Linked DNA regions of Mus musculus: region 1 is linked to region 2. The links are chromatin loops, found by intact Hi-C in ENCODE. Cell type or tissue: heart. All regions are shown on one strand.

The links. Hi-C counts contacts between places; a loop is a spot of excess contacts. Peaks named below come from ENCODE experiments on the same cell type or tissue, not always from the same donor. Only the 100,000 strongest peaks of a DNase experiment are listed, where the experiment ranks them.
Region 1: a loop joins it to region 2, with 2.8 times the contacts of the local background. A loop is called at or near these places in 11 of 42 quality-filtered maps.

Annotation. Positions count from the first base shown.
Region 1 is chr17:80,175,592-80,183,591 of GRCm38, reverse strand. Galm (galactose mutarotase) reads right to left here. Exons shown (of 7, transcript NM_176963.4): 5 at 1,890-2,031; 6 at 226-400. Among named protein-coding and RNA genes, the nearest start is that of Gm51284, 15 kb to the left of the region's middle. In heart, a CTCF peak has its summit at 3,405 (motif pointing right); a DNase peak (open chromatin) is centred at 3,411.
Region 2 is chr17:80,123,724-80,131,723 of GRCm38, reverse strand. Galm (galactose mutarotase) reads right to left here and starts at 4,253. Exons shown (of 7, transcript NM_176963.4): 1 at 3,819-4,253. The coding sequence starts at 4,008. In heart, no CTCF peak of the experiment used is centred here; DNase peaks (open chromatin) are centred at 3,663 and 3,813; H3K4me3 peaks cover 1,459 bases; H3K27ac peaks cover 1,042 bases.

The DNA.
Region 1 (8,000 bases), 52 kb before region 2:
GCACGCTTTCCAAGAAAGTGCAGAGAATGAATGTGGATCAGGAGACACACTGGAGAAAGATGATGGTACAAAATGTGTGCCTTTAGCTGTGGATTTTCTGGGGTTCTATACATGGAAAAGCACAGCCGTGGACTTTAACCATGCAGCCCCACTTGAGTGTTGTGACCTGTCAGGCTTCATGACAGTGGATCGACGCCACTCGGACAAGCGAGCTTGTGGCTTTACCTGATTGACCGAATCAGGCCAGTTCTGGGTCTCGAGGCAGAGACCTGAGTGCTTGGGATACACCGCACCGTTCTTGCCTTTCAGAGTACCATCCAAGAAGTTTCCTGTGTAAAACTGGACGCCTGGTTGTGTGGTATATACTTCCAGGATCCTCCCACTTGCAGCGTGACGCACCCTAGTGGGTAAAGACAAGCCGATCTGAGTAGGGGAGAGGCCAGAAAGCAGCTTTGGGACTGGAATTAGACCTGACTAAAAAAACAGGGGCAGGATATAGGAGATAAGAACAGGACAAAAATTCTTCCCAGGGAAGGCATGAGCTGTTGGCTTTAAGGACCCTGAGAAACAACTTGTCACATGATCTTGGCCTCTCTGGGGAATGGTAACACAAATTGACCACATCCAGTTATGGGAGCTGGGGAGGAGCAGCCAGGCTGGAGAGAGGCAATTCAAGGGTTCTGAGATTCCTTCTTTGGGATGCTCAAGATGGAACTCAGACCTCTACCTGCCTGTTCCTCTGAAGTCCTGGGAGTAAAGGCCCATGCAAACCTTCCCCAACTCCCTTCCAGTTCCCATGTCCAGCTACAGGGTTCTGAAAAGACTGATTGATATGAAGATGGAGTTTCTTTGTATAGCCCTGGCTGTCCTGAAATTCACTCTATAGACCAGGCTGGCCTCAAATTTAGACATATGCCTGTCTCTAACTCCTGAGTGCTAGGATTAAAGGCCTGTGCCAACACTGCCTAGCCTGGGTTTGTACTTCTTTTTTGTTTTTTGTTTTTTGAGACAAAGTTTCTCTGTATAGCCCTGGCTGTCCTGGAACTCAATTTGTAGACTAGGCTGGCCTCGAACTCAGAAATCCGCCTGCCTCTGCCTCCTGAGTGCTGGGATTAAAGGCGTGTGCCACCACGCCCGGCTTGGGTTTGTACTTCTTGTCAAAGGGATATAAAGGCCTGTGTCACACAGTCTTAAGCCAGTAGGCAAATCATATAGAAATCATGTAAAGTATGTTGTTGGACTGGTGAGATGGCTCTGCCAATACAAGCTTGAGAATACATTTCTGAAAGATATTCTCTCTCTCCCCCTCCCTCCCTCAATCCCTCCTTCTCTCTTTCCCACCCTCCCCCTAATACACACTAATAATATAACAAAAAAATTTAAAAGCAAAATACATTGTCAAACAAGAGGCTGGAGAAAAATGTTTCGGAAGAGGAGGCCCAGGATCTGAATCAATGGGGAGACGGTGGGAAGCGCTCCTTGGGTAGGGGTGGGGAGGACAGGAGCCTGATGTACACACAAGGAAGGTTTCCTGAGCAGGGGAGCCTAAGAGGCCCCTGTTCCCAGAGCTCCAAGGAGGAAAGGTACAGGAGGAAAGGACCAAGGGCTCTGGAGTTTAGAGAAGGCAGGGGGACCAGAACAGGAGATTTGGGCCTCAGAGAATTAGAGAAAAGGGGCTTATAGTCTAAGCAGAGATGAAAAGCCAGGGAGCATTCTGGGTAAGGTGACAGGAAGGATGTGAGGTTGGGGGAGGACGGAGCCTACAATGGGGTGTGGCATTTGACCTCTGTTCCCGTTAGGCGCTATTGAAACCGCCACAGGGAATGCTCCTCAAAATAAGACCTGCAGTTTCTCCTCCCATGGAGAGACACTAAGAACCAAGTCCCAACCTTGCACAAAACTTCTTTTCTTTTGACTCCTTCAGACAGAAATTATGGTCGAAACCATGGATGTGGTAATCCTGCAGGTGTGTTCCAAGCTCCACTGGCTTTCTCAGGTCGAAGGCAGTTCCTTCCACTGGAGCAATGACTCCTGGGAAGAGATTGGAGAAGACAAAGGTGGTTACAACCAAGACCAACGCTTTGGATACGCTGTCCTCATGACACTGGTTCGATTCTCTCAGCCTTTCTTTCAATTTGTAGAAAAGATGGGAGCCTGGATCCCAAGGATGGGAATGAGCTGTTGGGTTCCCTGATCAGAATACAGAATTGGTTGCCAAATGCTGCATCTAAAACAACGTAACATGGACAAAAGGGGTGGGCTGTAGCTCTATTGGCAGAGTGCTTCCAAAGGACATAAGAAACGCTGTGCTTAATTCCCTAGAACCGCAAACAACTAACTACATGGGGCATTCTACATCGTACCAGCACATAGGAGGTGGAGGCAGGAGGATCAAAAGTTCAAGTGTGCTGATTGTGGTGGCACACATCTTTAATCCCAGCACTCAGCAGGCAGAGAGGCAGGAACTCTGGGAGTTCCAGGACATCGAGGGCTATGCAGAGAGACCCTGTTTCAACCAAAACAAATAAGACAGACAGACAGACAGACAGACAGACAGAGATCTTGTCTCTAAAACAAACACAACCCATAAAAGTACTTAAACAAAAATTCTAAGTTGGGGAGATGGTTTAGAGAGGTCCTGAGTTCAAGCCTTCGGAACCCATATAAAACTGGATTCAGTAGCATTCCATGTTGGCTAAGTTTCCTCTACCATAGGACACAGCTGAGGCTTTTTTATGGTCTCAGCTATGGTAAAATGTTTGTCTTGTTTGGTTTTTGAGACAGGGTCTCTCTATACCAGGCTAGCCTCTTCCTCTCATGCTAGGACCAAAGGTGTAGACCACCATGCCCTACCCATGTTCCCTTTTGAGGCAGTGTCTCTTACTGGCCTGGACTTGACTAGTCTAGACTGGCCCAGTGAGTGCCAGGGTCTATGAGTTCTGCCTGCCCAGTCCTGTGCCATTTTGACTGTTTTGTTTTTTGTTTTTTCCTCTGTATATTGCCCCCCACCCCCAGGCTTCCTATTCCTTCTTGGGAGAGCCAACCCTGCCTTCCTTTTCACAACTCTTAGTCTTAGGTTTCTTTTTTATTTCCATATTTTTTTATTGGGTATTTATTTCAATTACATTTCCAATGCTATCCCAAAAGTCCCCCACTCGCTCCCCTACCCACCCACTCCCACTTCTTGGCCCTGGCGTTCCCCTGTACTGAGGCATATAAAGTTTGCACGACCAATGGGCCTCTCTTTCCACTGATGGCCGACTAGGTCATCTTCTGATACATATGCAGCTAGAGACACGAGCTCTGGAGGGGTATTGGTTAGTTCATATTGTTGTTCCACCTATAGGGTTGCAGATGTTTCTATCCCTTCGAATAGAAGGTAAATGCGCCTGCTTCCCAGGAGGTGGCGCTAGAAGCACAGGAGCAAGCACATCTGCTGTGCACGTGCCAATCAGTCCTCTGCATCCTGATTAGTTCTGGGAGAATTAGTAGCTAATTTTGGATCTCAAAGGCCAAATCCTAGATGGTGGGGATCCACTGGGTACATGGTGGGGATCCACTAGGTATATACATATATATATATATATATATATATATTTTTTTTTTTTTTTGTAGCATTTAAGTATACTCAAGTCAGTTTGTGGAGAAGCTTACCAAGATACATGTGGCCATCTTAAGTTTCTATATTTCATTCTTTTTGCAAAATATTTATCAAGGTTTTCACTATACAATTGTTCAATTGTCATTTTGGTTTTGGAAGTCCTTTATTGTAAATCACACACATATAATATTTAAAACACACATGTGTCTTATGTTATATTTATGTTATATGTGTTTATATTATTTATCTATAATTATAGATATATCTATACTTATCTCTATCTAGCTATGCCTATCTCTTTATATCTGTCTATAATTATAATAGACACAGTCTATAATGTAATTAATTAACTAATAGTTAATTATATACTATCTATCGTGTAGTATTATGCTCTGACTTTTCAGTAATTCACTATGAAGAACAGGCTGGCCTTGAACTCACAGAGATCCTATGGCCTCTATTTTCCAGTGCTGGGATGAAGGGTGTTCACTGCCATGGCTGACTGTAGAGATGATTTTTCTGTCTGAGGACAGACAGCAGCCGTGATGGTCATTCTTTATCTCTATGTATTCGGGATACATTTCATTTCTCCTTGAGATAGAGTTTTCCACTTTCTGGACTTCTGGGTAATTTTTTTCCCCAAAGATTTATTTATTTATTATATGTAAGTACACTGTAACTGTTTTCAGACACCCCAGAAGAGAGCATCAGATCTCATTATGGGTGGTTGTGAGCCACCATGTGGTTTCTGGGATTTGAACTCAGGACCTTCGGAAAAGCAGCCAGTGCTCTTAACTGCTGAGCCATCTCTCCAGCCCCTGGTAATGTTTTTATTATTTCTGTGGTGACTGGTGGGCCTCTGATACAGCAGCAAACCTGAAGACAGACTTTCTTTACAATGAACCCTGTGAAATTATGGAAGAGTTGGAGGGCAGCCCGCTGATTTCACAGCCTGTGAGTCACAGGGTTCAGGACTCTCTTCTGTCAAGGAATCTTTTTTGTTTGTTTGTTTGTTTTGTTTTGTTTTGTTTTTTTGAGACAGGGTTTCTCTGTGTAGCCCTGGCTGTCCTGGAACTCACTCTGTAGACCAGGCTGGCCTCGAACTCAGAAATCTGCCTGCCTCTGCCTCCCAAGTACTGGGATTAAAGGCGTGTGCCACCCGGCCTGCCAGGAAATCTTATTAGTAAACATGTGGCTTCACGCTACCCAGATGTCTGCTGTGGGACAACTTCTTGCTGCCCATCATTATCCCGGAGTCAGGTTGCTTCTGTCTGTCTGCTTTTATTATGCACCAATTGTGTGGCCAGACGCCTCCCAGACTGATCACAAAGATCTACAAATGTTGGATATTGTATGTATTTGGGGCTACGTGTGCATGGGTGCTCATACCATGTTGGGAGACGAGAACGAACGGCTTGTGGGGCCAATTCTCTCTCCAATCGGAGGGATTCAAACTCTGGTACGAGTCTTCACGGTCCCTGTGATGGCCTTGACTTTGAACTTGTGCTCCTTACCAAGCCTAACTTCCAAGGCATCCTTATGAAACTCACGAGCTTGGGATGAGTTCTAGTTCCGCCAACCTATATCCTGTGTGTCATCTTATATTACACCTTTTCCTGTTTACATTTCACCCTTTCTGAAAGCCATACTTGACTTACAGTCTTACCTTGTGACAGGCCTAATTGCTCCAGGTGTGTCAAAACTGCCTATAAATACTTCTCCACAAGGTATACATAGGAGACTGTAAGATATAAAAGCAGCCACGGAATTTCACGACAGGGCACACTGCAGGCCTGCTTCGCCGATATTGAGCAAACTGCAGGTCTGCCGCCTGTCGTGGAGCTGCCGTCACGTGCTGCGTACATGTTGTTGCGTTACATACGACACGGATGTTTTTGATGAATGATTTGCTTGGCTCTCAGGAGCCTACCCACACATGAATGAATCGACATGTGAGGGAAACACATACAGCATCAAGCAGAACTTGGAGAGGGTTAATTCTTAAAAACTATGCCTTAACACAAAATTAGAAATTTGGAAGAGCTGTGGTCGGTGGCGCACGCCTTTAATTCCAGCACTCCGGAGGCAGAGGTGTAGGATCTCTGTGATTTGGAGGCCAACCTGGTTAACACAGCAAGTTCCAGGACAGCCATGACTATGTAGAGCAGTGTTTCTCAGCCTGTGGGTTGAGACCCCCTTTCACAGGTGTCACACACCAGATGTTTATATTATGATTCACAACAGCAGTAAAATTATGGTTATGAAGTACTAACAAAAATGATTTTATGGTTGGGAGGTCACCACAGCACGAGGAACTGTAGTAAAGGGTGCAGCATCAGGAAGGCTGAGAACCACTGACATGAGAGACTTTTTTTTTTGTCTCAAACAAACAGACAAACAGACAAATTTAGAATAATTCTCTCTCTCTTCCTTCATTTCTTTCTTTGTTTCTTCCTTCCTCCCTCCCTCCTTTCCTTTCTTTGCTAAATCACAAGAAGCCATATGATTCAAATGTATTTTCTTTGTTTCTTTCGGATTTTCTTTTTTTCTTTTTGTTTTTTCGAGACAGGGTTTCTCTGTGTAGCCCTGGCTGTCCTGGAACTCACTTTGTAGACCAGGCTGGCCTCGAACTCAGAAATCCGCTTGCCTCTGCCTCCCGAGTGCCCGGATTAAAGGTGTGCACCACCATGCCCAGCTCTTTGGTTTTTCAAGGCAGGGTTTCTCTGTGTGTGGCTCTGAACTTCTGGAATGCACTCTTTAGCTCAGGCAGACCTAGAACTCAGAGCTCCACCCACATCTGCCTCCCAAGCACTGAGATTAAAGGCCTGCATCCCCACAGCCCAACCTAATCTTTTTTTTTTTTTCATTAATATGCTGCCATGTGTTTCATAGGCAGGTATGTAGAAATAATGAAAAATTTCCCCTAGATTTACCATGTCCTTGGAACTTTTTTAGTAAGTAGAATGTCTTTTTCTGTGACTCCCTCCACACTTTGGTAAAGTCCAACTCATTCCTTAAGAATATTCCTTAGGGCTAGAGAGATAGCTCAGCAGTTAAAGAACAAACCAGTTGCTCTTGTCTACAACCCAGATTCAACTCCTAGCATGCACATGCTAGCTTACAAAATGTCTGTTAATGTCAATTCCAGGGGCTCTGATGTCTGATGTTCTTTCTCTGGCCTCTGCAGGCACCAGGTATGCATATGATGCATAAATACACATGTAGGAAAAAATAAATGCCCATATACATAAAGTTAAAAAAGAATACTCTCTGAAAGAAAAAAAAAAAAGGATACTCTCCAAGTCATGAATGGTGTGATACATACTTGTGATCTCAGCATTACAAGGATGAGACAGGAGGTTAAGGCCACCTGGGGGTACAGAGCAACAGCAGGAAAAAAAAAAAGGAGTCATCTATAATATGATGGTACATGCTTGTAATAGCAGCCACTAGGGACTGGGCAGAAATATCTCCAGTTTGAGATTAGCCTGGATGACATAGTTTAAAAACACAAAGTTGGGCATAGTGGATCTCTGTGAGTTCGAGGCCAGCCTGCTCTGCTGGTCTATGTACTGAGTTCCGGAACAGCCAGAGGTACACACTAGAGAGAGCCTGACTCAGATATCTACATCTACAAAACCCAAAACAACAGTAGAAGTCAGAGTACTTCCTCTCACAGGTGTCACAGGTGTCACCTATTAGATATTTACATCACAATCATAACAGTAGCAAAACCAAGGGCAGACTGATCCTCTCTTCCTTTTTGTTATCATCAGACATGGAACAGACTTGCTCAAACATTTACTATCCTGTGGTCTAACTACCAGACTATAGCAAGCTTTCCACCTCTGCCAAAGGTGCGTTCCAAAAGGGCAGGAGCAGTTTCCTGTCCTCCATAGTCCCTGACCTGAGCTAGAACCTTTGCTTGGTGGAAAAGCTGATCTGCTTGAAACCAAGGCTGGAAAACGGGAGCCACTATGAAGGTGGCAGTGGTCTGTGACAAAGAACGAAAAGTCCAGATGGAGCAGGGCGTGGTGGCACACGCCTTTAATCCCAGCACTCAGGAGGCAGAGGCAGGCGGATTTCTGAGTTCGAGGCCAGCCTGGTCTAAAAGTGAGTTCCAGGACAGCCAGGGCTACACAGAGAAATCCTGTCTCGAAAAACCAAAAAAAAAAAAAGAAAGAAAGAAAAGTCCAGATGGCTTACGCGAGTGGTCTGAAGCAGACCCCTCGCTTCACAGAGACACTGGCCCAGGTGCAAAAGGAACTTGCCTGAAGTGATAATATCTCCAGATCTCAAAGCCTTCCAAAGTCAAAGACGGCCCTTTCTGGCGCACTATGATCTGTCTGTCTGCCGTGGGGACAGCACCTTCCACCCTCACCCCCCAAGTCCTCTTGGT
Region 2 (8,000 bases):
GAGACATTACTAATTTTTTCCAGGCTGTAACTAAATGATCATATATAATTTCCCCTTTAGAATTCTACAGAAGAAAGATCTCATTGCCCCAGAGAGAAGTCAAACCATTCTGACCTCTGGTCATGGCAGCCATCCAAGTAATTTCCATAAAAATCTATCTGGGAGACTGGCAGTCACAAAAGGGGCACAGTTCACAGAATTATCAGTGATTAGCACTTCTTTGTGTCTCCCAGCGTTTGTGAGAGAAGGTTAAGTCCTTTCACTTCAGTTTAGTTTCTTAATTTGTTTATGTAAATCTTTAAAGATTAAATCACAGTTACGTATTTACTTATTTATTCGTGTATGTGTTCAGGTGCCACACGTCTGAGGACAACTTGCAGGAGTCTGTCCTTCCTTCCACCACGTGGGTCCTGGAATCAGATTTGGATCGTCAGCCTGGGCAGCAAGCACTTTTATCCCATGAGCTATTTTCATGGTTCTCTTATCAGGGTCTTACTACGTAGCCCTGGCTGTCCTAGAACTTGCTAAAATAGATCAGGTGCCACCAGACTCACTCTAAAATGGTTTGGCTTTTTGTTTGTTTGTTTGTTTGTTTTTGAGACAGGGTTTCTTTGTGTAATAGTTGTAGCTGTCCTGGAACTTGCTTTGTAGACCATGCTGGCCTCCAACTCACAGAGAAGTGACTGCCTCTGCTTCCTAAGTGCTGGGATTCAAAGGTGTGTGCCTTTAAGCCTGGCATCTAAAATGGGGTCAAGCATACTAAAATCCACCAAGGTAGTAGTGGGGAACCATTTCGTACTTTCATAGTTGAGACACTGTACTTCCTGCTGTGACATGTGCCAACCCCTACCCGTGACAAAACAGAACTTTACCGGGGGAACTGGGTTTCCTGTGCCATGATCTTGAAGACAGCTAACATCTCAGAAAGCACTGCTTAATTAATATTCAACAGGTGTTTTCCTTTCAGCTTCTCCTTTGCAAAGAGCTTTCTTGCCTTTTTAAAAAATATTTTATTAGGTATTTTCCTCATTTACATTTCCAATGCTATCCCAAAAGTCCCCCATACCCACCTCCCCCACTCCCCTACCCACCCACTCCCCCTTTATGGCCCTGGCGTTCCCCTGTACTGGGGCATAAAAAGTTTGCAAGTCCATGGGCCTCTCTTTCCAGTGATGGCCGACTAGGCCATCTTTTGATACATATGCAGCTAGAGACAAGAGCTCCGGGGTACTGGTTAGTTCATAATGTTGTTCCACCTATAGGGTTGCAGATCCCTTTAGCTCCTTGGGTACTTTCTCTAGCTCCTCCATTGGGGGCCCTGTGATCCATCCAATAGCTGACTGTGAGCATCCACTTCTGTGTTTGCTAGGCCCCGGCATAGTCTCACAAGAGACAGCTACATCTGGGTCCTTTCAACAAAATCTTGCTAGTGTATGCAATGGTGCTTTCTCGCCTTTTAAAGTAGCTTTTCAGTATTCAAATCACAGCACAGGAATGAAAATGTCCGTCTTCACACAGCACCAAGAAGATTTTAAAAGCTTTGATTGGGTGAAGCCATAGGCTGGCGATGCTCAACCTTCCTAAGGCTGGGACCCTTTAAGATAATCTCTCATGTTATGGTGACCACCCCTCCCCAGCACAAAATTATTCCGTTGCTACTTCATAACTGTAATTTTGCTACTACATTTAATCATAATTTAAATATGTGACATATAGGTTATCTGACATGGAACCCACAAAGGAGTCTAGACTCACAGAGTGAGAGCCACGGCTCCAGGCTCCAGAGCCTTCTCAGTCACCAGGTAGCTCAACAAGAGACCGGCTGGGGCGCTAGTAAAGGCCTAAGAGTTGGCGCCTTTTGTCTAGAGTTTTTGTGAATAGGATAATCTGTTCACTAAGCCTCCAACAGGCACCCGGACGACAATGAATAGCTTCACAATTATTACTTCCGTGCCTGTAAGGAAAACTGGTGCTACCTGGGTGGGATGTCACCTCAGCTCACATTTCATAATGACTTCAAAGACATCTTGAGATTTTAGCTCAGGTCTCCCGGACTCTTACCTCCAAACTGAAAGTGGCCTGGAGTGAGGGTGGTTGGTATGTCTCTGGTCGCTGTAGGGTGGTGGGTTGTGCCCCTCTGCATGCCCAGTGAGGCAGAGACAGATGAAAAGAGCAGGTTCCCACCTGCTACCTCTAATCTCTTCCTGGTTCTGGAGTTCTAGGCCTCATATCAGATTCCCCCTCCACTCCACTGTAAATAATCTCTTGGCGATTTTATTTCAGCCCACAAAGGGGCTATTTTCCTAGCATAGAGGAGTGACTCTGTAGTTTCTAAAACTTTCTCCATCACCTGTCTGAATATAGAATGAGGAGCCAAGTCTCCACACCTTCCCACCAGCCTGTCTCTTATAACAAACAGCCTTCTCAATTAAGTTACCAAAGAAATTCTGCTGGGGGAAAAATAATAATCTTCAGGGCTGTGGAGGCTCCAGGACAACAAAGACATAAAGACAGCCAGCCAAGAAGAGAACATAAAACTCAGCAATCCTCTTATAATGCGTTTTGACAAGATGGGGGGGGGGCACATTAATTGCCTAAGGGACAAGTAAAAAAAAAAAAGTAAATAAGACAGGGTTTTCCTGTTGATCCCAAATGAAGAGCCAGGTTAAACATATGAAGAACCAGTTAGGTAGAAAAGGAACCACAAGGAAAACCTCAAATCCCCTTTTGTGGTACAAAGTTTGTTTACACCCATTACTGAGCAGAGCGAATTCATTCTCTTTCCATTTGCCCATTTTACTTCAGGGTTTGTTTTCTGTCTGGTTACGTGCAATGCTAAGGAATGGCAAGATATAATTTTTTCTCCTGCTGCAAATCAAACCGCAATCCAATGATTTAATTATGTAACTATTGAGCTAAAGTCTGAGCTCCGCGCCCCGCCCTCCCCCCCCCTCCGTAAACTGCAAGTTGAAAATGACCTTTGTCTATCTTGTTGAGTCCACTGCATTAACAGAGCTGTAAATGCATAAATTAAGATAAAACCTATGCGTGGATCAAGATGAAACGGCTGGCTCTTGCTCCAGGACAGCTTAGGCAGAACGAGGCCCTGTCCATTTAAAACAAAACAAAACAAAACAAAACAAAAAAACCCCACAAACACAAACAAAACAGACAAACAAAAACAAAAAGACATGCTGCGAATTGCGCAGCTGATCCTGATGACTATGTCCACGTCTTAGGAGGCCTTATTTCTACCCCTTTCATTGAGAACATGTTTCTGAGCAGATGAAGGACATTGTGCCCTACCTACATTGACCACAACAGCCAAGCAATCTGATGGGTTTACATCAGTCCTAAATTCTAAAGCATTTCTGCTCAAGGAGCCCTCAGAGAAGATTTGACAAGAGAAAGAAGGGAGATAGTAGCAGGCGCCCGTCCGTCTTTGATTTTCATTCCTCAGAAAACCACAAGCGAGGAATACATGCAAACCGCCCTGTGCCCCACAGTTCTAAGCTCATTCCAGGGAGTTGGTCTTTCTCAGCTGACTTCCTCGTGAACAGTGACAAAGTCTGACTAAGGGGGGCCAAGTCCTACAGCTATTTGGATTAGATCCGGTTTTTTTTTCCAACCTCAAAATCCTGTTAAGTGGCTTACATGAGCCCGTTCACGCGCTTCCAAGTAAGACTGCTCCAAGCTTGGGGACCTCAGTCAGGTCCCGTGAGTGACTGGAAGAACCCAGTGTACACAGGATCAGGAGTGTGTGCGGGCCTGTTTGACAGGCCAAACCGTTTAGCAGTCCTGGGCAGGACGCGACCCACCTTCCAATTCCGCAAAGCCAAGCACCACGTCTGAGGCTTTCCCCTGCCTGTCTTTGACCTGCAGAGCAGTGATCGTGCAGCCCCATGAGATGATGTCCACACTCAGCTGGTCTGACCGAAGCTGGAATTTCTCCACTGTCCCTCCCCCCGAGGGCAGCTCTCCAAACACGGTTCTGGTCACCGAAACCATTGGGAAAGTTCAGGGTGTGCAGCTTCTCCTTGCTGTTCAAACTCTAGCCTGGATCACGTTTGGAAAGATAAAGTTCCCGGGAGAAGGGGAGGAACTCAGACTAACTCCTCCCCTTTATTGCCTGGATTTAAACAGTTGACCACTCCTGGGGTCGGGGAAAATGCTCCGATGCCTTTTTAAAATTTTTCCTTTATCCGAGGTAACTGAGAAGCAAACTTTCCAGTTGAGTTTGCTGGTCTTTTCCTTCTCTAACCCTGACTGCAGTGCATGTCGGGAATAGTAGTCTTTAAGAAAATTGCAATTGCATCTTGGGGCATGTAGTTTAAAACGAACCAACTTTATTTTGCGCAGGTGCGCGCGCGTAAGGCATCTTTAGGGGGTCAAAAAAAGTCTCTCTCTCTCCTCTCCTCTTCTCTCTCTCTCTCTCTCTCTCTCTCTCTCTCTCTCTCTCTCTCTCTCTCTCTCTCTCTCTCTCTCTCTCTCTCTCTCTCTCTCCTCTCTCTCTCTCTCTCTCTCTCTCTCTCTCTCTCTCTCTCTCTCTCTTTCTCTCCTTTCCTCCTTTCTGAAAAGGTTCTCTCTTGTCCCTAATGGGCTCTGAAGAAACACATCTGGTGGGCAGGCTTGGAGGCCCGCTCCTTTACCTACTTTTCATCATCTCTTGGGCCATTCTGGTGTGGATTATCTGGGACTAGATTTAAAGAAACTGAAGGTTTGATGGCTAAGTCTGACGTTTCTCCTTTGTTGGCCTAGGATTAGGAAAGTGTTATTAGGATCCTCAGTAAGATCATGAGATTAAAATACCTCAGTCTTTCATTGCTTAATCTACAGCTCTAGATGGATTCTGGCTCTAGGAAGAAGAGGTCTGGGAGCCTAAAGACGTGTATAACTCAGTCTATCTGTATTTCTGGTCTTGATTTAGACACGGTGAGGGTGGAAACGCATCTGTGGTTAGAAAAACAGGAGAACTGAGCTCATGTTCCTGTAATCAAATGCCAATAAACAACTGTCTCACTCGTTTCTGACTGTGAAATATGAAGGAATCTTAAGCATTCATGCTACAAAGCCTCAATTATCCCTCTCGAAATTCGGGAAACTCTGATAGGAAAGAAAAAGAGCTTGCAGCAGGCTTTATTAAAGTACAATATCTAATATCAAAAAGACCCAAACAAGTCAAATTACAGACTGTGCGTCCCCTCACACAATAACCCAAAGGCACTCTTGTACACTGCTCATCACACACTCTTACAGACTCTGCAAGTCTCCTCAGCCCACTTACCGTGTGTGCCTGACTTATACACAGGCCCTTTCAACAACACTGTGCTAGCAACGATGCCTGAGAACCCTCTTCTGTGAGTGGGAAGACCACAGTTTTTATTTCTCAGCCTCCAGTTCTCAGTGTTCTGCCAAGCTCATGCTGCCAAGGGAAGAAAGACACCTTGGGTGGCTAGCACCAAGTGTAACCAGAGACGTTCCTATTGCTTAACTTGGCGCATGAAGTGTACCATATTTCCCTAAGATGTACAGGGTACGGGTCTTGATTTTCTTTCCCTGTGGCTTTGAAGTATTTAGAATGGTAAACAAGACTACCTTGTGTGAGCTGCAAACCTTGCTCCTTTTTTAACCAAACAGTCCATTTTCTTAACCTCACATCATTATTCTACATGCAGAGCCTTAATCGACAGCAGTGTTCATGATCACTGTCTGCAAGGAGGTCAACATCAAAGCAGCAATGGAGGAATGAACCATTGTTAAATACTACCAGCTATTTAATTTTGCTTTTTGGATAAATCCTGGGGGTTAAGTTAAATAGTACAGACTGTGGTGATATTTTTGTAAGAAGAGTTACTTAGCTTCTTTCTCAACCAGAGCAGAGGTGTGTAATACAACCAATTCAAACTCATCCCCAACTAGTTTACAAATAAATTAAGAAGGCTGGGCTGATTCCATGACAGGCTTCAGATTGGCAGTTCAGGACTATGCCTAAGAGCTGGGAAAGTCCAGGCAAGCCCAAGCAAGTCAGTTACCAGAAAACCAAACCAAACCAACCAACCAACCAACCAAACAAACAAACAAAAACCAGGCTTCAGACAGCTAGTTAGAAACTGCCGAGCTATCAGAAGCTGCCCAAGCCACATGGCCCGAGGCAAGGAAAATGGGTCAGCAGCAGTTTCCAGACCCCGTGCCCCATTAATGGTTCTGGAATGTCCCGAGAGATGGACTCAACAGATTAAGATAGAGGTCACTTCCCCTGGAATTCCTCTAAGGTGCAATAGCTCAAGCCTGCAAGCTCACTTCACGGTGTCTCTATTGTGGTAAATCTCCAACCCCAATAAGCCCAAGCAAAAACATAACTCAGTTACAAAATGTATAAGCTGCATGCCTAAATTGGGCAGATTACCACTACACTACTCTATTCCCCAGCTGAGATTCCCTTGCCACTTGTGGCTTCTCTGTGCCATGTGGTTCTGCTCCATCTTCCTTCCACATCCTCTTGCTCTGTCTTCTTCCTCCCTCATCCCTGCTCTTCTCCAACTCTCTAAAACCTCTAGCCCCACCTTTCCCTTCCAGGGACCAATCACAGGCTGTAGCCTTTACTTGACTAGTTAAAACAGGGAGAATGTTCACATGAAATTACCTGAGTATATGATCTCCTCCTCTTAGGGGCAGCCCCTCTTGAGGAAGCAGAGTTAACATTAGAATACAAATAGTACCAGGGCATCCCACAACACTCTATCTTGGTAATGGGAGCCCCCAGCACACTGGACTTAACTTCTGCAGAATAAAACACTTTGTGTTTTATATACTATTATATATAACACTAGTGTTATTTAACAAACACTATTTTTTTTTTTTTTGGTTCTTTTTCGAGACAGGGTTTCTCTGTATAGCCCTGGCTGTCCTCGAACTCAGAAATCCGCCTGCCTCTGCCTCCCGAGTGCTGGGATTAAAGGCGTGCGCCACCACGCCCGGCCTAACAAACACTATTATATATTGTGTTTATGTACTATTTGAGTTGGGATATCATTCTTCAACAAATCAAGGATCCTTACAAAATGAAACTCAGACTGTGGTTATTTTATTTGGTTTTGACAATTTCTGGGGAAAGAGGGGTTTAACCCCTAATCTACTCTTCTAACTGCTGGCCTGGCTACCTCCCCAGCGGTGTACCCCAGGCTGTTTCTCCTGGCCATGTGTTCACGGTCCACCTCCTCTAATGGTGGCTTCCTCTGTCTTCCTTGTTCTTCCTCCTCCAGCCTCACTACCGCTAACTCCTCCAATAATTGCCTGTAGCCAATTTTATTTAACCAATAGTTTAAAATCAAGGAACAAAGTTTGCACAACAAAAGCTTATAAACAGGAGAAGTCACTGGCAGGCCTAGACCTTCAGGTATAGAATTTAGCATTACAATGCATAGCAACAGACCAAACCTTAGCAAAGGTGCCAGGCTGAACAGTTAAAGAATAAGGCTTGAGTCCGGCAGTGGTGGCGCATGCCTTTAATCCCAGCACTTGGGAGGCAGAGGCAGGTGGATTTCTGAGTTCGAGGCCAGCCTGGTCTACAGAGTGAGTTCCAGGACAGCCAGGACTACACAGAGAAACCCTGTCTTGAAAAACAAAAAACAAAAAACAAAACAAAACAAAACAAAAAAAACAAAGAATAAGGCTTGCTCCTTTTCAGTGGGGGCATAGTCCTCTAAACAAGCCAGAGGCCTGAGGATATGTGAGCTCATGGACCCTGGGTTCTTCATGATACAAAAACTTCAGGATGTACTGCACCCAGGACCTCAGCTCCAGAACTCACAAAGGTGACTCTGAAGCCTTAAGCTATTGACAGGCAGCTGCAATAGGAAACTCTTAGTCTATCTGGAAAGACACCGGAGGCGGTACTCTTCCACCAGGTTGATCTGTTCCCTGTTTTCTCTCTCTCCTTCTCTTTCTTCCCCTCCTCCTCCCCCTCCCTCCCCCCACAAAGTCCAGGCTCCTGCGCTGTT